5 separate regions of the Homo sapiens genome follow, and regions 2, 3, 4 and 5 are each linked to region 1. Evidence: chromatin loops called from intact Hi-C (ENCODE). Cell type or tissue: heart left ventricle. All regions are shown on one strand. Region 1 has its middle 2.1 kb from the start of SLFN12L. Region 2 overlaps UNC45B (unc-45 myosin chaperone B). Region 3 holds the start of NLE1 (notchless homolog 1). Region 4 has its middle 37 kb from the start of TMEM132E-DT. Region 5 has its middle 57 kb from the start of CCL1.

Region 1 (4,000 bases):
AGAATGAAACTAGAAGGTTGCCGCCTTTTTAAAGTTTCCATTTCTCAGAATTCTCCTACTCATTTTAGGCCTGCCATTCTAGCCTCAAGGGGGGAATATGTGCTATTTCCTGTTTATCAATAGACTAAGTGGGCCAAAGACTAGTTCTGGCTAAAGACTAAAGAAACTTTATCAGAAGAAATGCTTCAAACACTTTGGAGAATAATGCTACAAAAAAGCTTTTTTGGATACACACCAAACTGTTATTAAGGATTACTTTCTCAGAAGTAGAACTGGAGAGGAAGAAGATGGAAAGGGAGGAGAGAATTGTTACTTTGTACAGTAGGCCTGAGTTACTCAACAAATATTTTTTATTGGCAAGGAAAAGGGAAAAAACAAAACAAAAAGAAACAGTGAAAGAGCCAGAAAGGAAATTAAACAGTGCATCTCACTGACTTTCTCATTCAATTTTTATAGTAGCCTCCATAATCCTAATAGTTGTTGTAATTAGAGCCGAGATGGATTCACTGCTATTAATTTAGCTGCTAATACTGTTGCTATTGTTCTGATCAAGTTTCTGCTACTTTTTGACCTGCTGTCTCCCTCAACAGCTGTAGGAGTCACAATTCCCTTGAGCTCTTGTTGGTTTCTTGTTCCATTTTTTTTGGGTTTCTATCCTTATACATTGAAAAAATTATTACAGTGTGGATTTAGCAATCATTTTTAGCTATAAGAAAAGGTGCTGTGCACTAGAGGGAATTGAATTAGAGATGTCATTCGTTAATCAGATAATTAGTTCCCAATCTTGGCTGCTTGTTCAAATCTTTTGGCATGCTTTTTAAAAATTCAGATGCTAAGGTCCTTCCCCAGACATTCTGAATTATACTGTCAAGTAGTGGTGCAATATCAGGAGGTAGAGACATATCACATATACACAACACACACATATAGGCATAAACATAAAGACAGACACAAATAGATCTTATAATTTTCATTTAAAATCTTAGCCATGATTAGGTATACATAAACACAAAATTTAATAATTTTGATAAAAATTGATTCTCATCTTTGCCTATTAATATTTTCTTTCGATCTCATCTTTCCATAGACATTTGTTTAGGATGACAGCTTTCTTTTAAAAAAAAATCCTTTTAGATATAAAAGTTCAAATCTTCAAAGGTATACCTGTCTTAATTGTGACTCAAAACCAGTAAGTTTTTATGGCTTAAAACCTATAAGCCTTTTATCACTTAACCATGGATGTAAGAGACATCCCCAAGGAGGATGCAAACCATGCAGCCCTTTTGCCGGGCGCGGTGGCTCACACCTATAATCTCAGTATTTTGGGAGGCTGCGGCGGGCAGATTACTTGAGGTTAGGAGTTCAAGACCAGCCTGGCTAATATGGTGAAACCCTGTCTCTACAAAAAATACAAAAATTAGCCAGGCCTGGTGGTGCATGTCAGAAATTTCAGGTACTCGCGAGACTGAGGCGGGAGAATCACTTGAGCCCGGGAGGCGGAGGTTACAGTGACCAAGATCACGCCACTGCACTCCAACGTGGGCGACAGAATGAAACCCTGTACTCAAAAAAAAAGAAAGAAAGAAAGAAAGAAAGAAAGAAAGAAAGAAAGAAAGAAAGAAAGAAAGAAAGAAAGAAAAGAAAAATGAAGGTTCAGGTGACAAACGCCTCTTATGGACTGGGACCTTTTATTAAGACAAACTTCTCTGAGAGCTGGCACAGGCGGACGAAAATGCTGCTTATCTTAGATTTTGGGTTCCAGGCTGGTGGCCTGATGCAAACCAGCAACACTTGCGCCCTCTGGCGGCGAGGACCAGAGAGACTATTTTAAAGCCAAGCTCTCGGGACATAAAACGAAGGAAGAATCGAATCTCATGATTTTCTTCCTTATGACAAACAACACAAACGACAGAGACAAGGACTTTTTATTATTCCTTGGAGGCTGTGGATCATACCCAGACCAAATTTATAAAAGTTACAATTCAAAGAACTCATTCTTACAAATGTTTTTCTCCTGCCAATCTGAATTTGGAAAGGAAGAGACAAGGAAAATTTACGTTCTCCTCTCTACAGGGCACTGCAGATAGATATGTCGGGGGACTGACTTTGGTAAGAATTCTTACCTTCTGCAGGTTCTGTCAGCTCTTCCGGGATCCTACCCACAGGCTCTGAAGTGAGTGGCGCATCCCAACCTTCTAGGGTCCCATTTTCATTGCCAGAAACCACAAGGGAGGCAAAATTTTACCTCTGTTCTCTTAGGGATTTTGGCTAGGCCTGAGAATTAACTTGACCTATGACAGATTAACAAGAGAAAAACATACAGATTTTTACATATAGGAGCCCCTATAGAAAATTCAAGACCTAAAGAAGTGCCGAAACCTAAATGCTTGTATAGTAGGGTGAGCAAAGAGTACAACTGCAGAAAAGTAATTACATTAAAGTATGTGTGAAGGCAAAGTAAGATAAGGGTTATTTTAGCAAGGTCTGTTTGTACAGAATTATCCTGGGTATGACCCCCGTCAAAGAATGTTTTTTATTCTCCTGGTACAGGGAGGGCATCTTTCACGTGGGACTTTTATCTCCTGTTTTAAGGAAGAAAAAAAGATTAAGATTCACTTTTTGCATCTGCTATTTTCTTTTTCTTTTTATTATTATTTCAACAGTTTTGGGGGGAACAGGTGGTGTTTGGTTACATGGATAAATTCTTCAGCAGTAATTTCTGAGATTTTGGTGCACCCATCACCCGAGCAGTGTACACTGCACCCAGCGTGTAGCCTTTTATCCCTCATCCTCCTCCCACCCTTCCCCCAAGTCCTCAGAGTCTATTATTTTTATGCCTTTGGGTCCTCATATGCATCTGCTATTTTCAAGTGCCTTTAGCTCCAAATAATCCTTATGCCAAAATGGCATATTTGGGGGCAACACATTCTGCCACCCTTCAGTACCTTTGGCCAAACAGAGGTTTGCTTTCCAGACCTCCTGGGTTCTGTGACTGGCAACTGCACAAGCAGGGCACGCTCACATGCCATCTTCCCACAGTGACCCGTGGGGAAGTGACGAAAGAAGGCTGCTTCTGTCCTAATTGTGTTGCTCTGTTGTACAGTTCCCTAAAATGTCTGCCCCCACCCCACCCCACCCTACCCCATATTTTATGGAATTAGGTGAAGAGCTTTTTCCTCCTTTACTTGCCCATCATCCTCTTCTTCCCTGTAGGCATGAGTTCCTGCTGTTCATGAAACCAATTGGAAAGTAAGGGGCACTACTGCACTGATAATCTTGGCTCCTTGCTCAAAGGCACGGAGAACCACCTCTCCCTAACCTGCAATGTGGGAAATGTCTCACATACTATATGGGAGACTGCAGAGAAGAAAGGGGTCACCAGAACAATAAACCCAAACAGGATATACAATGGAATGTACGCTATGATTACAACTCTGCTAAAATATATCTGCCAGTGGACTAGCCCAGGAAACGAACAAGCAAAAGTGAAAGCAACTGCATGATTCAGCGGTAATAATAGGGATTGAATTTTCTTTTGTGGTTCTCTATTTTCTAATCTTTCTATAATGTAATTATATAGAACTTGTAATGACAGGTATATCTTTTATGTTTCTTGGTATACAAAATGCTCTCCTCTGAACGTTTCTTATTATGTAAGTCATTTAAGTAATCATATTGATTTTGTAGAAAAATTTTAGAGGCTAAAAATACCATCAGTATTCTAAGTGTATTTGATCCAAGCCTCAGCATAAAATCAAATGAATTACTGTCAACACAGAAGGAGACTTACGTCTTTAACTTTGATGTACAAACAGAAGAACATAGAAGCTAACATGGACTTTGGAGTCAGACAGACATGAGTTCAGATCTCAGATTCAGAACTTACTAGTTCTGTGATCTTGGGTAAGGTATTATTATTCATTTGCTTATTTATTTACTTATTTATTTATTTTTAGAGATAGAGTCTTGTGGTGTTATCCAGGCTGGAGTGTAGTGGTAT
Region 2 (4,000 bases), 370 kb before region 1:
TTTTTGTTTTGCTATGTTTCCCAGGCTGGTATTGAACTCCCAAGCTCAAGCAATCTTCCTGCCTCTGCCTCCCAAAGTGCCGGGATTACAGGCATCAACTACCTTGCCCAGCCATGGACATATTTTATACCTACCACTGGCTTCTGTGGTTGAAAGGAACACATGTCAGCTTGTCAAGGAGGGAGGCCCGGTTCTTTCAAGACTAAGACTCATGTGGCTTTGCAGAGCTAGACAGGGGTTAGGACCCTCAGCAGCTGCAGTTCCTGAGTCTCCTCACTGGTGCTCCAGCATCAGTGTGACTCCAGTGCATGACCTTTTAATTCTTTATTGCAGTGATTCCCAGACTTGTAAATTATTCAGATTTCTGAGACATCCCCTCTTGACTCGGTAGTTTGGGGTGTGGCTCAGGAAGCTGCATGCTTAAAAGCACTCCAGGTGAGTCTTAGGTGGGTGAAGACGTTGCCTTTACTCTGCTTTTCCTTTCTATATTCCAGGGGTCAACAAACTTTTTCTATGAAGGGCCAGAGAGTAAATATTTTAGTATTTGTGGGACAGATAAGTCTCTGTCAACATATTTTTAAAAATCCTTTAAAATGCAAAAAGCTGGCTGGGCACAGTGGCTCACGCCTGTAATCCCAGCACTTTGGGATGCCGAGGAGCGCGGATCACCTGAGGTCAGGAGTTCAAGACCAGCCTGACCAACATGGTGAAACCCCATCTCTACTAAAAATACCAAAAATTAGCCGAGTATGGTGGCACATGCCTGTAATCTCAGCTACTAGGGAGGCTGAGGCAGAAGAATCGCTTGAACCCAGGAGGTAGAGGTTGTAGTGAGCCAAGATCGCACCACTGCACTCCAGCCTGGGTGACAGAGCAAGTCTCCATCTCAAAAAGAAAAAAGAAAGGCAAAAAGCTGCTGGCCAGGTGTGGTGGCTCATGCCTGTAATCCTAGCATTTTGGGAGGCCGATGTGGGAGAATTGCCTGAGACCAGGAGTTTGAGACCAACCCAGGCAATGTAGAGAGACCCTCATCTCTAAAAAAAAAAAAAAAAAAAAAAAAATTAAAAATGAGTCAAGTGTGGTGGCACACCCCTGTAGTCTCAGCTACTTGGGAAGCTGAGGTAGGAGGATCACTTGAGCCCAGGAGGTCAAGGCTGCAATGAGCCTTGAATGCACTACTGCACTCCAGCCTGGGCAAGAGCGTGAGACCCCGTCTCAAATAAAATAAAATAATGTGAAAGCTATTCTCAACTCCCTGGATTTGCCAACTCCTTCTCTACCCCACGGCTTCTGCTCACCCTGACTTTGGTTCACTTAGGTCTTTTCAAGGCTTCTGTCTTTCTCTACCTCAGTTTCAACTTTTCCTGCTGACTTCTTGAGTCCCTCATGAGGTCCCCAACTGACTCCCATTACCTGTCATCCAGCTAGTTCTTGTTTGGGCTTGTTGATTGAGGCTCCCTCCTGTCAGCCTGTGGAATGCTGAGAGGAGGGGTCACTGCCTTCATCAAATGGTGCCCCAGCCTGCCCCTAGCAAGAGTGGAATACATCCCGCTTCATCAGGGGCGGGGGCTGTGTGGGGACCCAGTGCCAGCTCAAAGGTCAGACCGCAACTAATTACGAAGGATGCTGGTTCCCTGGGCACTGAGTGGAGAGATGAGGCACAGGACATGGGATGCTCAAGCTGGAGGGGCTGTCAGAGCTTCCAAAGCTGAGTCCTCTTCCCCAGGGGAACTTGCCTGAGATCCTCCAGCAATCAGAGGCAGACATGGGACCAGAGCCCAGGTCTTGGACTCTTGGTGTGGAGTTCTCCTGACCAGTCCACGCTGCCTTCTTGCATTTATACACAGCTGCATTTCCACTGTGCACATCTGCCCTGTTTCCCACAATGCACCAACCTGGGCAGATGAGAAGCATCAGAAGGCATGTCACCTCTGACATTCCCACGCAGAGATTCTCCCCTAGAGTAGATGATAATAGATTCTGAAAGCAAGGCAGAACGTTCCTGGATATCTAGCCCACATGCTCACCAACAGGGGAAGGGACTAAGACCAGATCACCAGAGGGGAGTGACTGGCCCAGGCCATGTCACAGAGAGACACAGTGTGCCGGGCATCACGCTAGGCCTTTTTGTGTTGTTGTCAATGCTGTACTGTCCTCCCAGACACAGCAGCTGCTGGAAAGGCTGTCAGCTGACAGCTCTCAGCTGTTATCTCTCTTTGGGACTTGTCTCACCTGGGGAGAGCTGTTTCACCCTTCCCAGGGAAGCCAGTATGCAAACACTCACACCAGGCTAGTTGAGGTGACTCAGACCTATAATACCAGTGCTTTGGGAGGCCAGGTGGAAAGATCATCTGAGGCCAGGAGTTTGAGATCAGCTTGGGCAACATAGCAAGATCCCATCTCTACAAAAAAATTTAAACAATTGTCTGAGCATGATTGTGTGCACCTGTAGTCTCAACTGCTCAGGAGGCTGAGGTGGGAGGATTGCTTGAGCTTAGGGGTTTGAGGTCACAGTGAGCTATGATGGCACCAGTGCACTCCAGCAACAGAGCAAGACTCAGTCTCAAAAAAAAAAAAAAGAAAGAAAAAGACTCACTCTAACTTGGAACAACTGTGAAGGGTCTTCCAGCTCCAGAACTTCTTGGAGGCTGAGGCTTTGTGATAGCTGCAAAATGCCTCCCTCTGCCCCAGTCCTGCTTCCTTCTCTTCCCAAGAGCTCTCTCTAATAAACTTCCTGCATGTCAATCCCTGAGTCAGAGTGTATTTCCCAGAGGCACACTCTGTGACACAGCTGTTATGTCATTTATCCTCACCACAACTCTGAGAACTAGTAGTACTATCCTCAGTTTACAGGAGCTGAGGCTCAGAGAGGTTCGCTGAATTGCCCAATATCACACAGCACATGAGTGGTGGAGCCAGGATGCAAATCCAAATCCTACTGCCTCCAAATCTCACACTCTTTCCACTCTCTTGGACCAGTTCTCTTGACCACCCTTGTCCTTTGTTTTAGGGGCAAGTTTGACCCCCAGGACATGGACAAGAACTTGAATGCCATCCAGACAGTGTCAGGGATCCTGCAGGGCCCCTTTGACCTGGGCAACCAGCTGCTGGGACTGAAAGGTGTGATGGAGATGATGGTGGCACTATGTGGCTCAGAGCGCGAGACGGACCAGCTGGTGGCCGTGGAGGCCCTCATCCATGCCTCCACGAAGCTCAGCCGCGCCACCTTCATCATCACCAATGGAGTGTCACTGCTCAAACAGATCTACAAGACCACCAAAAATGAGAAGATCAAGATCCGCACACTGGTGGTGAGTGGGCTCGGTACCACCCTCCTACTCAGTACAAGGTGCCATGCCAGGCACCAGGGACACCAAAATGAATGAGTTGAGGCTGCTGTCCTTGAGGAGACCAGGTTCAAGGGGGCACCAGACCCAGCCACAGACCCCTGCAGAACAGGGCAATATCCAGGGGGCTTGTGAGGATGTAGATTCAGAACCGTGAACTCTGCTGCTTAACCCTGAGGACGTTCGTCTCCCTGCTTATGAACAACATGAACACTGAGGAGCTTGTGTCCAGAATGCATTTTCAGAGCAAATTCTGAAGAGTCACTTTCCTTAATCAGTTTCTATAAGGTATTTTTTTTCCACTTTCATTTTACTTTTTGTTTTTTTGAGATGGAGTCTCACTCTGTCACCTAGGCTGGAGTGTAGCAGCGAAATCTCAGCTCACTGCAACCTCCGCCTCCCAGGTTCAGGTGACTCTTGTGCCTCAGCCCCCAGAGTAGCTGGAATTACAGACGTGTGCCACCACACTCAGCTAATTTTTGTATTTTTAATAGAGACGGGGTTTCGCCATGTTGGCCAGGCTGGTCCTGAACTCCTGACCTCAGGTGATCCACCCCCCTGGGCCTCCCAAAGTGCTGGGATTACAGGCGTGAGCCACTGTGCCTGGCCTGAAATTATTATTATTATTATTTTTTCAGACAGAGTCTCCCTCT
Region 3 (4,000 bases), 400 kb before region 1:
CTGCAACCTCCGCGTCCTGGGTTCAAGAGATTCTCCTGCCTCAGCCTCCCGAGTAGCTGGGATTACAGGCACCCATCACCACGCCTGGCTAAGTTTTATATTTTTAGTAGATACGGGGTTTCGCCACATTGGCCAGGCTGGTCTCAAGCTCCTGACCTCAGGTGATCCACCTGCCTCGGCCTCCCAAAGTGCTGGGATTACAGGCGTGAGCCACTGTGCCCAGCCTAGCAAGACCTTTTAAGTCACTGAACAGCAGTTGCAGGACACTTACACAGCACTTGGAAATTCTTTTTTCTTTTTTTTTTGAGATGGAGTCTCGTTCTGTTACTCAGGCTGGAGTGCAGTGGTGAGATCTCAGCTCACTGCAACCTCTGCCTCCTGGGTTCAAGCAATTCTCCTGCTTCAGCCTCCCGAGGAGCTGGGACTACAGGCGCCTGCCACCACGCCTGGCTAATTTTTGTATTTTCAGTAGAGACTGTTTTCGCCATATTGGCTAAGCTGGTCTCGAACTCCTGACCTCTAGTGATCTGCCCACCTCAGCCTCCCAAAGTACTGGGATTACAGGCATAAGCCACTGCACCCGGCCTGAAATTCTTTATCTGCATCTCATAACAACCGTGGGAAGTAGATACTAATATTCCCACTGACAGTTTTCAAAAGCAGAGGCTCAGAACAACTAAGTAATTAGTTCAATGTCCTATTGCCAATGATTAATTCAGGTTCTTTACGTCCAAGATAGGATTAGCATATAGCATTATGCAGTGTTTCCCAAACTACCACACTACACTATATTTGTGTAAAAAGCTCCCAAAACGCCTGTTAAAAAATGTAGACTTTCTGCTTCATCCCAGAGTTTGGTTTAGTAAGGCTGGGATGGGGTCCAGGAACTGCAATTTTAAGGACCTCCCCTGTCCCCAGGGCAGCTCTTCAGTAAACACACTGGCTTAAAGGTTAAAAGCAAAGGCCGGGTGCGGTGGCTCACGCCAGTAATCCCCAGCACTTTGGAGGCCAAGGCGGGAGGATCACGAGGTCAAGAGATCGAGACCATCCTGGCCAACGTGGTGAAACCCAGTCCCCACTAAAAATACAAAAATTAGCTGGGTGTGGTGGCGCGCGCCTGTAGTCCCAGCTACTCGGGAGGCTGAGGCAGGAGAATCGCTTGAACCTGGGAGGCAGAGATTGCAGTGAGCAGAGATCACGCCACTACACTCCAGCTTGCCAGCCTGGCGACAAAGTGAGACTCCGTCTCAAAAAAAAAAAAAAAAAAGGTAAATAAATAAATAAATAAAAGCATGGGTATTCGGATAGTTTTGGGTTCCAATTCCAAATCTGCTACCTACTACATAGCATCGTGCAAAATACTGAGTCCCTCCGGGCCACGCTGTAAAATGGGGATATTAACGTGTCCCAGACTGGGGGACTGTGACAAAGAATCAATGAAATACAGCATCCGGTGCGTTCAAAGCTAGGCCCCTCTCCGCAGGTGGACCCCTTTGGTTGGCGTGTAAAGCGCTATGCCACTGATTCCATCTCTGACATAGGTGGGAGCTCACGCCAGGTGGGTCACCACAGTCCGTTAGCGGGGGACCATGAACCGCAGACCCTCGGTAATATGATTCCCCCACCGCATCCGCCCGGGGGTGGAGATGCGAGGCCGCCCTGGCCAGCCACTTACCTGGGCCAGTAGCGCGTTGCACACGAGCTGCAGCCTGTCCGGGGTGATGTCCACGGGCACGTCGAACGGGGAACCCAGCAGCTGCCCGCCCTCATCCTGGAACTGCACTAGCAACCGCTGCACATCGCGCGCCACCGCCTCGTCCTGCGCGAGCAAGTGGGGCGGGAGTCAGTCTGGTCGCCCGCCCAGAAGGGCCCCACTTCGCCTCTCTCAGGCCTCAGGGACCCGGGCCCTAGCGCCCCGCGGCGACGCCCCCCGCCCCCATCCACGCACACCCACCGGCACTGCTGCCGCCATCCTGCGTCCCCACGTGGAGGAGAAAGAGCCCGGCAGACAGAGCGCCGTCTCCGTGGTCGGGCGGGGTCGCCGCCGGCCACATCGCCCTCTGCTGTTGGGGAGGAGAAGCGTCCCGCTGCGCACGGCCTCAGGGATTAGAAATGGGCTTACCTGGTGCTCCTCCCGCCCCTCAACAGCCTTCACATTTATTTTTCGCCAGGGTCTTAGAGGACACAGTAAACTTTTGACTCTTCACAACAGGGATTCTTGCCCCATTTTAATTTAATTTCATTTTGAGACAGAGTTTCACTCCGTCGCCCAGACTGGAGGGCAGTGGTGCCACCACGGCTCACTGCAGTCTCGAACTTTCTGGCACAGCGATCCTCCCACCTCAGCCTCAGAGTAGCCTGGACTACAGGCACATGACACCCTGCCCGGTTATTTTTTTCTCATTTTTTGTAGAGACGAGGTCTCACTATGTTGCCCAGGCTGGTCTCAAACTCCTGAACTCAAGCAGCAAGTCCCCCACTCCCCAGCCTCAGTGTCCCAAAGTGCTGGGATTACAGGTGTGAGCCACCACGCCTAGCCTAGAAATTAGTATCCTTTTAAAAATGGATCAAGTCAAGGCTGGGCGTGGTGGCTGACACCTGTAATCCCAGCGCTTTGGAAGGCCCAGGCGAGCAGATCACTTGAGTCCAGGAGTTCGAGACCAGCCTGGCCAACATGGTGAAACCAGGTCTCTACTAAAAATACAAAAAAATTAACCAGCCGTGGTGGCATGCGCCTGTGGTCATAGCTACTGGAGAGGCTGAGGTGGTAGATTCTCTTGAACCTGGGAGGCAGAGGTTGCAGTGAGCCGAGCTCTCACCACTGCACTCCAGCCTGGATGACAGAGCAAGACTCTGTCTCAATAAATAAATAAATAAATAAATAAATAAATAAATAAATAAATAAATAAAATGGATCAACTCAATAATACTCGAGTACAAAAGCAAATCATTTCTACAATCATCAATGCTGTAAAGCAATAATAGTGATAATGACATCAACAAGTCAGGAATTGTTCTAAGTGCTTTCCCACATAACTCATTTAATTCTTACAACCCTTTTCTCCCCATATTACTGAGGAACTGAAGCAGACAGCAATGAACTTGAGCTCTTTTGCCTGAAACGAAGGATCTCCCTTGCCAACTCTCCTCTCTCTCCCTCCACTGCTCAGGCAGTCTCAAGCTCTGCCAAGTCATCCTCATGAACACAGCTTGAATCTGCTCTCCCCATCTCCACTGCCTCACTCTGGTCAGAGTCACCATCATCACCTGCCTGGACCGCTACAACAGCCTCCCGATGAGCCCCCCCATTTCCATTCCTGCCTCTTTCTACCCATTCTCCACGATGCAGCCAGGGTTATCTTTTCAGACCAAAAATCTGGCCTGCTGCTCTTCACCCTCAAACCCTGCGACGGCTCCCTTACATGCAGGAAAAAAAGAACACTCCTTATAATGGTCAATTCAGCCTTGCTATGTCCAGCCACCCCTCTCTTTAGGTTAAATCTTGCTGGCTTTTTCTGAGTTCTTACAAGGCATGGCTCTTCCTGCATCAGTGATTTTGCCCATGCAGTTTTTTCTGTCTGGAACTGTTATGGAGTGAATTGTGCCCTTCCCCTAATTCAAGCTTGTCCAACCCCTGGGCCACAGGCTGCATGCAGCCCAGGATGGCTTTGAATGCAGCCCAACACAAATTCGTAAGCTTTCTTAAAACATTATGAGATTTTCTTTCGATTTTTTTTTTCAGCTCATCAGCTATCATTAGTGTATTTTATGTGTAGCCCAAGGCAATTCTTTTTCCACTGTGGCCCAGAGAAGCCAAAAGATTGGACGCCTCTGCCCTAATTTATATATTGAAGCCCTAGCTCTGAATGTGGCTGTATTTGGAGATAGCATATATTATTATTATTGTTTTTTTTTTTTTTTTTTAGAGACAGGGTCTCACTCTGTTGCCCAGACTAGAGTGTAGTAGTGTGATCATAGCTCACACAGCTTCAAACTCCCA
Region 4 (4,000 bases), 1.0 Mb before region 1:
CAAAACCATTATCACCCTAACAAAATGAAGAATAATTCCTTATTAGTGTCTATTTAAATTTTCCTAATTGTCTCAAAAATGTCTTTTTACAGGTGGTTTGTTTGAATCCAAATAAGGTCTATGCATTGTATTCATACAGAGCTTTTAAATTTTTGAATTAGTTGTCAACATGTGAAAATCTGGATTTCACATAAACATCAGGTTTTCAGCTTGTCTTGAAAAAAACCTGGAAGATCTTGCAACTTTGCCGCCTCCTTCCCCAGCAGCAGGAGATCAGTCGGCACACAATTTAGACAATGACCTGCCTTCTCCTGCCCCCACTATGGCCCCCACATTGTCACCCCTTCAACAGAATCCCTGAGGGCATTAGAGTTTGCCATTTCTACTTTTGCCGATCCACTCGCTCCCTCTCCCCTCCTATACAAAGTCACTCGAGCCATTCCCTGGCCTACTTTGCCCTCCACCTATGCCAAAGCTGCCCCTTTATCATTATTTTTCCTCCTTCAAAGCAAATTTTCAGAGTGTATCTGATTCCAGAAGGGTGAGCAGAGAAGAGGGATTTGCCCAGCATGATCAGCCACCCCTCTAGCCCCTTGGGGTGGCTGCTTACAGGGAATTCAGGAAAGCTCCCCAGACCCCCTACACACACACCCTCCCACGCTGGCTCAGTTTGTGCCTGTTGCTCACAGAGCACAGAAACCTTGCTTTCAGGTGGAAAGAGAACAAGCCTGCCTCAAATTTGCTGTGTGACCTTGAAGAAATCACTCTCCCTTTCTGGGCCTCAATTGCCCCTTTTATACAATGAAGGAGTTCATGAGGGGGAAGGTCGGGGAAGAGGATGGTCCAAATTGAATTGCCAGGTGAGACATGAACATTCTGGAGCGGACAACCTTGTGATCCTGGGATTCTGTTGGCCGTACACGGCCTCTTCACCTCATCACTAGGATGGCCAAGGGAGGAGGGAGAGGGGAGGGGACATGAAATGGATCAAGAGCAAGGCCAGGAGAGGTGCCACCTTCAGGTCTGAGCAGGAGGGGGAAATAACACACACCCCTACTTTCCCTTCCACCTTCTCAGGCCATCATCTTCTGACTGTGGGTGCACATTGGTTCATGATTCTCTTTCCCTTTGGGTATTGACTGGTCCTGTCTGGCCATGCCTCAAGAATGGCACATATAGGATATCCACCAAGGTAGGAAAGATGCTAAGGCTGGCTGTGAGCCTCTGTGGGGGTGTGTCCACATAGGGAAGAAATGGGATGGTGGTGATAGGTTCAGGGTCTGAAAAATATGATTCAGACAGTGGCCCATCCTGGGTGTTCAGTCATGCCAAGGAGTCCAGCTTCAGGAAAACCAGGTGGCAGTCCCAGCCCGGTGGGGCAGTCAAACACATAAACAAGCAATTACAACAAAATGCGGTAAATACCAGAGTAAAAACATGCATCAGACACCTTGGAAACATAGAGGAAACGATCTATTTGTTCATCCAGTTATATGTACCCCAACCGTGTTCCAAAAATGATATGTACCCCAACCGTGTCCCAAAAACGATTTCAAGAGGCCAGCAAAGCTCAATACAGATAACAAAGTGAAAATTAAGTAAATGAGGAAAGGGAAATGATGCAGGAAGAACAAGATGAAATCAAGGGTAAAGTTAATACCCAAAATATCTGCCGAGAGTTTCTACACTTTTGCTAGAATTAAGCCACAGACTTGGCGCTGAGCTTCCTAGCAGTTGATGCAAAAGGAGAAAGCCCGGGAGTTGTCAAATATACAGTGTTCCTAAAAATACAGTCTGAAAATAGCTCTGGAGATGCTCAAGCAATCCTGAGGCTGAGACCAGAGAGATAATTTCCTCTCTAGGCTGTTCTAAGGAAGAGCCCCTAAAGCCACGGGAGCAGTATGCGGAAACTCTCTGCACCATATTTGCAACTTTCCTGTAAATCTCAAAATGTTCCAAAATTAGATTTAAAATAGAAAATCCACAGGTAGAGCCCAATTGTAGCTCCAAGTGCCCCTCCGCACTGCACGGACCTGACATAAATTGGTGCTATTCCGATTTGTAACTCCAGGGGGCGCCATGCACACAGGCACAAGGTCTGACACATAGTAGGTTCTCTATATTGTAAATATCAACTGATAAACCCTTGAGTGGTCAAAATGGACATTTTGGGGGCCTCGAGAAAGGACTGTCTATTATACATGAAGGATATGGACCCTGAACTGAGGGAGTACTTACTAGATAATCCCAGGTGTTTAGGGGCATTTTAAACTACCTTGATAGGCATCAATAATTTGACATTTTCGTCTATGCCTATTGGTTTCTGTAAATGTCATGTCCTTGGGCAGTAACAAAGTCACAGGATAGAATTTAGAGTAGGATTTGCAGAACCATGACAAGATTTGGGAGAACCATTTTGAATAAGCAATTGGACTTTAACTGGCTCTCTTTTTTTCCCTTTTTCAAAACTATTAACTTTAAAGTGACACAATAATTTTCTTTCAGTAAAACTATAGTTGTTCATCACCAGAACATTATCCGGGATATCTGTCCTTAAGGCTACAAGGAAAACAAGATGACGGGAAGGAAATGGAAGGCATGAGAAAGATGCTATGCTGAATTCTGAATGTTGTCACATATGGCCTGCCTTATTTTAGTCACATTAAAATCCCTAGTTGATCTCTAGACCAATACAACAAACCACAGCCTAAATCTGTGACTGGGCCTCACACAAAATGATGGAATTCTTAACCAGAACATGATTCTTAGTGCGAATATATAATCCTTTAGTAAAAATGCTGTGGTGTACTTTTTAGCTATACCTTTGTAATATGGATACATCTACCTGAGATTCCCATTTCCAGCCGCCACTCCCTCAGCAAAACCAAAACAAAACAAAACAAAAGACCCAGGGTAATGGGATAAATAAGCAATGGTCTCTAATCATGCAGTTGATACAACAGTAAGCTTCCTAGGGCAGGAACGTCAGGGAAGCTTTCCCAGAAGAGGTGACTTTGGGCTAAGTCCTCAAGGATAAGTAGGAGGTTGCCAGTTCGACAAGGGAGAAACAGGGGAAGGCAAGGACTTTTAGGCAGATGGGAAAGCAGTGATACCTTCCATTTGCCCCTTTGGAATCACTCTCTCCACCCTCCTCTGGGACCCATAGCTTCCCACAGAGTTTGGCCAAGGGGATGCTGAAGATGTTGGTGCTTCCCCTGCTGCAGCCAGCATCGACTTCCTGCCTGAACTTTGAGTGGAGGAATTAGAGGAGGGCGTCTAAAGATGGAGCTAATGGTGCACTTTAATTGGGAAAGATGAACATGTGGGTTCCAGGGCATACACACTCCCTGCTCTCTGTGTGGAAGATGATGCCAGAAGCCTTTCCAAGGTGAGTTACAAACAAAGTGCCCCAACCAGCCTGCTCACCAAACCTCCTAATTATGCCAGCCTTGAGCCAAAAATTCTATCCTAACCCAATGGGAGGGTGGAGGTCAGAGGGATACAGCTGTCTGCCTGAGTTCCAATCACAGGTCTGAATAGGTCATTTCTTGTATCACGCATTTCCCCCAGAAAGGGCTGAAATGCTTTTCCAACACAGGAGAGGTCAGAATAGGACCAGTCACAAAGCCAGAGCTTGTGGTCTCAGAGAAGCTGCCCAGGAGCCTCCGGGCTTCCACTCCTCTGCCCACACATCCTCCCAACCTTGGTCTTGTGGCATCTTTCCAGACACTGTCAGGGATGGTAGGCCATGGAAAGATTCAAAGACCAGGACAGTGGTGCTCAGAACTTTGGTGCACAACAGACTTCAGGGAGAATGTTGACAATAAAAACATCAGGATGGTTTAGGGCATCTGTGTGGTTAGCAAACTCCCTGTGTGTCTCTGAGGCATGCCAGAGTTTGAGCCTACTGGACAAAGGAAATCCTCAGATGGAAAAAGGATGGATGTCTCTATTTGGTAAGCATTTATTATTGTCACTACTACTATTAATATTGTTAGAA
Region 5 (4,000 bases), 1.1 Mb before region 1:
TCTGCGTAATGTTAGCTGTTGGCGATGTTGTACACAGACAGTGTAATGTACGTGGATGGATAGTTTTTGAAGTAAAGGAGGAATGAGGGTGTATGACTGCTCCTCTGCCAGGCATCCAATCGGGTTCCAGGTGTTTCACTGTAGCTGGATGACCTGTGGCAAATCCATTTGTCTCTCCAGACCTCAGCACTCTCCTCTGTCAATGAAAAGGCTTCAGAATAGATGTCCCAGAAACAGACCCAAATAATATCATAATGTCCAGGTTCTGCCCCCGCATACTCAGCCTTGTACTTGCCCAAGGAATTCACCTCTCTGAACTTCAGTCCCATTCATGGGGACCATCTCCCCACTTTGCCCTGCCTGTGGGTACACACTCTTTAAGCTGTAAATCACTATACATAGCTGGGAGTTTGTCTTGTTAGCCATGCTGCTCCCGCTCAGGCCTGCCTCAGCCCATCTGCTGTCATTTCTGCCCACTCGAGTTAAGCCATCTGCAAATAGCAAGAGAGTGTTCTCTCTGATGGCTCTTGGGGCTGCGCCCTTTCTGCTTTTTCTGTGGCAAAGCCTGTTTGCCCTCTCTCCAGAAACACGGCTGGGCAGACAGGAGCCCTGAACAGCTCCCTCAGACATGTACCAGGCTCTCTCATGCTTGGCTCTGCCATGGTTGACCCAGCCTTGTGGGGGGTCCCAGGCAGAGGGCTAACAGCTCCTTGGGAGTCCACAGCTGTATGGTCCAATACAGTCCATAGATTTCAGCAGTGGTCTTGATGACCCATGCCCCGAAGCACTGCCTTCTCTAAGTGGATAGACTTGTTCTCATTTCATTAAAGACCCAGGTCCTGGGAAGAGAAAGTGGCCCCTACTAGCTGATCACTGAGGCACTGAGTCATGACAATCTGGCTGCAGAATCCACTCCTCAAGGGGGTTCAGGATTAGAATGTGCAAGAACATAGGAGGTGAGAGCCTGAGAGGCCTTTGGAGACAATCTGGTCCACCTGCTCCTGGGACAGATGGAGAAACCAAAGCCAGAAAGAGCTGTGATGTGCCCTAGGTCACATAGCTGTCAGCAGCAGAGTTCAGACAGAAGCCCATCCTCCTGCCTGACCCCTACCCCTGGCTTGTGCACACAACCCAATCATTACCTCTGTCTGAGAGGGTAGGAGGAGGAAGGCCCAGCAGAGGCCCAGAGAGGCCAGATCATCTCTCCAGGCCTCCGTGCCTTGGAAGGGAGAGTTCTCGTGTCTCCTTATCCCTACCCATAGCCCTTGGCCCTATTGTCTCCAGTGCTTCCTGAAGACTGGGATTATGGGAGGCAAAGCACTGGGCGGGTTGCTCTAGACATCTGCCCCTGGGTCTTTATGGCAGCCTCTCCTCTGGCCTCTCTGAGGCAAGACTATTCTTCCTCATCCTGTTTGCCCGGAGCCTGCCGGGCACAAGGTGGCCATAGATTCTATCTTCCAAACTGGGACACATTGAAGCCCAGAGGGGACTCAATGAATAGTTATGCGGGAACACCTTGTGTAAACTGAGGCTGCCCCAGATACACCTGGACCTGTGCTTTTCCTGGCCAAGCCAGGTTCTTTTGTGACATGATTTGAGTAATGTTTCCATCATCTATTTTTTCATCCCTCTTCTTTCTACCTGGCTAATCTCTACTCGTCCTTCAAGACAAGTTGAAACCTCACAGTTTCTAAGAATTATAGCCTTCCTTACGGCCCAAAAACAAGTTTAATTCCTTTTGCCTCTGCATCCAAACGGCTTGGCTAATACCTTTATTATAGCACCTGACACCTTTTCTTGGATCACAGCTTCTCAACCCTGGCACTTATTGACATTTTGGGCCAGATAATTCCTTGTTGCAGGAAGATGTCCTGCGCATCACAGAATCTTTTGTAACATTCCTGGCCTCTACCCACCAGATGCCAGTAGCAACCCACCCTACCCCCATCTGATTGTAACAACTGAAAAAATGTCTCCAGATACTAACCAAATCATCCCCAGCTGAGAGCCACTGTCTAAATGTTGTGTTTGTGCGTCTTTTTTTACACTATGTGGTGATTTCTGAGAGAGTATTTTATCATCTTCTGTGCTTGTCAGTTCCCAGCACATAGTAGGTGCTTAGTAGAAACTGTCTGCTGAATGAATGAGTGACTTGAACAAGAAGAAACGCAGAAAGGTGGCTAGGGTGCCAGCTCGGTTGGATGCATTCTCAGTCATGACCACTAGAGGGCAGAAAAGGCCTGCCAAAAGCACACAACGGAGTCCAGGAAAGAGGAGATCCCAATGCCAGAGCCAGGGGTCCTTGCCTGGCTCTTGGGGCTGCGGTGACAGGGCCACAGTCTCTCCTGCTAGTTCCTTGTCATCTCCCCGATCTATAAATATTGCTGTTCCCAGGGCTCAGTGCTCAGACCTATTCTCTATTTCCTATCTATTCTCCTTGTGTGTTCTCATCTAGGATCATGATTTTAAAAATCATCTACATGCTGATAACTCCCAAATTTATATATCTAGCCCACACATCTCTTAAATGCCATACATGTATTTCAATCACCTACCTGAATCTCCATGTGAAGATCTAATTAATAGGCCTCTGAAGCTTAACACAGCCAAACTTGAACTCCTGGGATCCTTCCCTTCCCTCCTCCCCAAACTCACTCTATCCCAGTCCTTACCATCTCAGCAAATGGTGACTCCATCCTTCCAATGGTCCAGGCCTAAAACCTTGGCCTCACTTTTCCTCTCACTAACCTATATTCAGTCTGTCAGCAGATACTCCAGGCTCTACCTCTAACCCGCATGAGCATCTTATCTGCGCTAACACCTTGGTGCAGGCCACCATCATCTGTCACCTGGGCTATCTATGGCAGCAGCCTCCAAACTGATCCCCTGATTTCACCTCTTGCCCTTTGTCTATTCTCACGGCAGCTGAAGGAATCCTAAGCCATGAGGACTCTGGTCCTACCACTTCTCTAGTGAAGAGTCTGCTAATGGCTTCCATCTCTCTCAGACAATGACCAAAAATCTTACAAGGCCAACAGGGCCCACCATGCTCCACTCCCTCCATCATCGCCTCTCTGACATCTCCAACAACCCCCAGCCCACACCCCAGCATGCTGGTTCCCTCTTCCTCCAGACACGCCAGGCACAAGCCCGCTTCATGTTTATTCCTGATGTTCCATGGACCTTCCCCAGCTTCCCCTCCCAGCCCTGTTTCTTGGCTTATTTTCTTCCATAGCAGTTATGGCAAACTGATCTACTAGATGTTGTAGTTTCTTATCTGTTGCCTTTCTATGTCCAATTGTGGTCTCACTAGGGAAAGGGATTTTTTTTTTTAGTCTAATTTGTCCACTGCTGTCTCTCCAGGGCACGGCACACAGTAAGTGATCAATAAGTAGTTATGGAGTGATGAATGAGTGAATGAAGAGAGTGAGTTCCGACAAATCCTGAGTTTACTAGGGAGAAATCCAGTCTCAGCCCAGTTGGCTTTCCTAAGAAGATCTTCCAAGAAAGAGTTGACTTTGTCCAAAACAGAACAGAGAATTTCCCTGGAGTTTGAGAAAAGTGGAGGGAGGGAGACTGACAGTTATTGGACACCTATTAGGGTTAAGAGGATGGACTCTGGAGCCCAACACATTGGGCTTAAATCCCAGTTTCACCGCTTACTTCCTGTGGGACTGCAGTTAAGTCCGTTAATATCTTCATGCCTCAGTTTCACAACTGGAAATTGAGGATAGTAACAATACTAGCCTGGTAGGGCTGTTATGAGGATTAAGTGAGTTGATATATGCAAAGCACCCAGAATAATGATTGACACTTAGTAAGAGCTCTCTAAGGATCAGTTACCACTGTTGTGTGCTTTACATATCCCATTTGATGCTTATAATAATGCTGTTGGGTAAATAATGTTACTAGCCCATTTTGCAGGTGAGAATGTTGACACTCAAAGGCAAACAGTTGCTTATCCGAGACCTCACAGCTAGTGAGAGGTGACCGCAGTGCA

Evidence for each region. Hi-C counts contacts between places; a loop is a spot of excess contacts. Peaks named below come from ENCODE experiments on the same cell type or tissue, not always from the same donor. Only the 100,000 strongest peaks of a DNase experiment are listed, where the experiment ranks them.
Region 2: a loop joins it to region 1, with 6 times the contacts of the local background. A loop is called at or near these places in 86 of 110 quality-filtered maps.
Region 3: it touches region 1 in a loop (3-fold over the local background); 13 of 110 quality-filtered maps call a loop at or near these places.
Region 4: it touches region 1 in a loop (9-fold over the local background); 2 of 110 quality-filtered maps call a loop at or near these places.
Region 5: a loop joins it to region 1, with 8 times the contacts of the local background. A loop is called at or near these places in 16 of 110 quality-filtered maps.

Annotation. Positions count from the first base shown.
Region 1 is chr17:35,537,761-35,541,760 of GRCh38, forward strand. No RefSeq gene overlaps it. Among named protein-coding and RNA genes, the nearest start is that of SLFN12L, 2.1 kb to the left of the region's middle. RefSeq lists enhancers at 3,258-3,337, 3,378-3,567. In heart left ventricle, a CTCF peak has its summit at 1,808 (motif pointing left); DNase peaks (open chromatin) are centred at 1,781 and 3,011; H3K4me3 peaks cover 1,689 bases; H3K27ac peaks cover 2,588 bases.
Region 2 is chr17:35,165,051-35,169,050 of GRCh38, forward strand. UNC45B (unc-45 myosin chaperone B) reads left to right here. Exons shown (of 20, transcript NM_001267052.2): 10 at 3,011-3,311. Among named protein-coding and RNA genes, the nearest start is that of UNC45B, 19 kb to the left of the region's middle. In heart left ventricle, no CTCF peak of the experiment used is centred here; no DNase peak of the experiment used is centred here.
Region 3 is chr17:35,140,304-35,144,303 of GRCh38, forward strand. NLE1 (notchless homolog 1) reads right to left here and starts at 2,000. Exons shown (of 13, transcript NM_018096.5): 1 at 1,955-2,000; 2 at 1,676-1,819. The coding sequence starts at 1,972. RefSeq lists an enhancer at 1,431-2,308. In heart left ventricle, a CTCF peak has its summit at 2,075 (motif pointing left); a DNase peak (open chromatin) is centred at 2,018; H3K4me3 peaks cover 1,461 bases.
Region 4 is chr17:34,540,846-34,544,845 of GRCh38, forward strand. No RefSeq gene overlaps it. Among named protein-coding and RNA genes, the nearest start is that of TMEM132E-DT, 37 kb to the right of the region's middle. In heart left ventricle, a CTCF peak has its summit at 2,074 (motif pointing right); no DNase peak of the experiment used is centred here; H3K27me3 peaks cover 3,473 bases.
Region 5 is chr17:34,418,247-34,422,246 of GRCh38, forward strand. No RefSeq gene overlaps it. Among named protein-coding and RNA genes, the nearest start is that of CCL1, 57 kb to the left of the region's middle. In heart left ventricle, CTCF peaks have their summits at 2,221 (motif pointing right) and 2,432; a DNase peak (open chromatin) is centred at 2,249; H3K27me3 peaks cover 1,316 bases.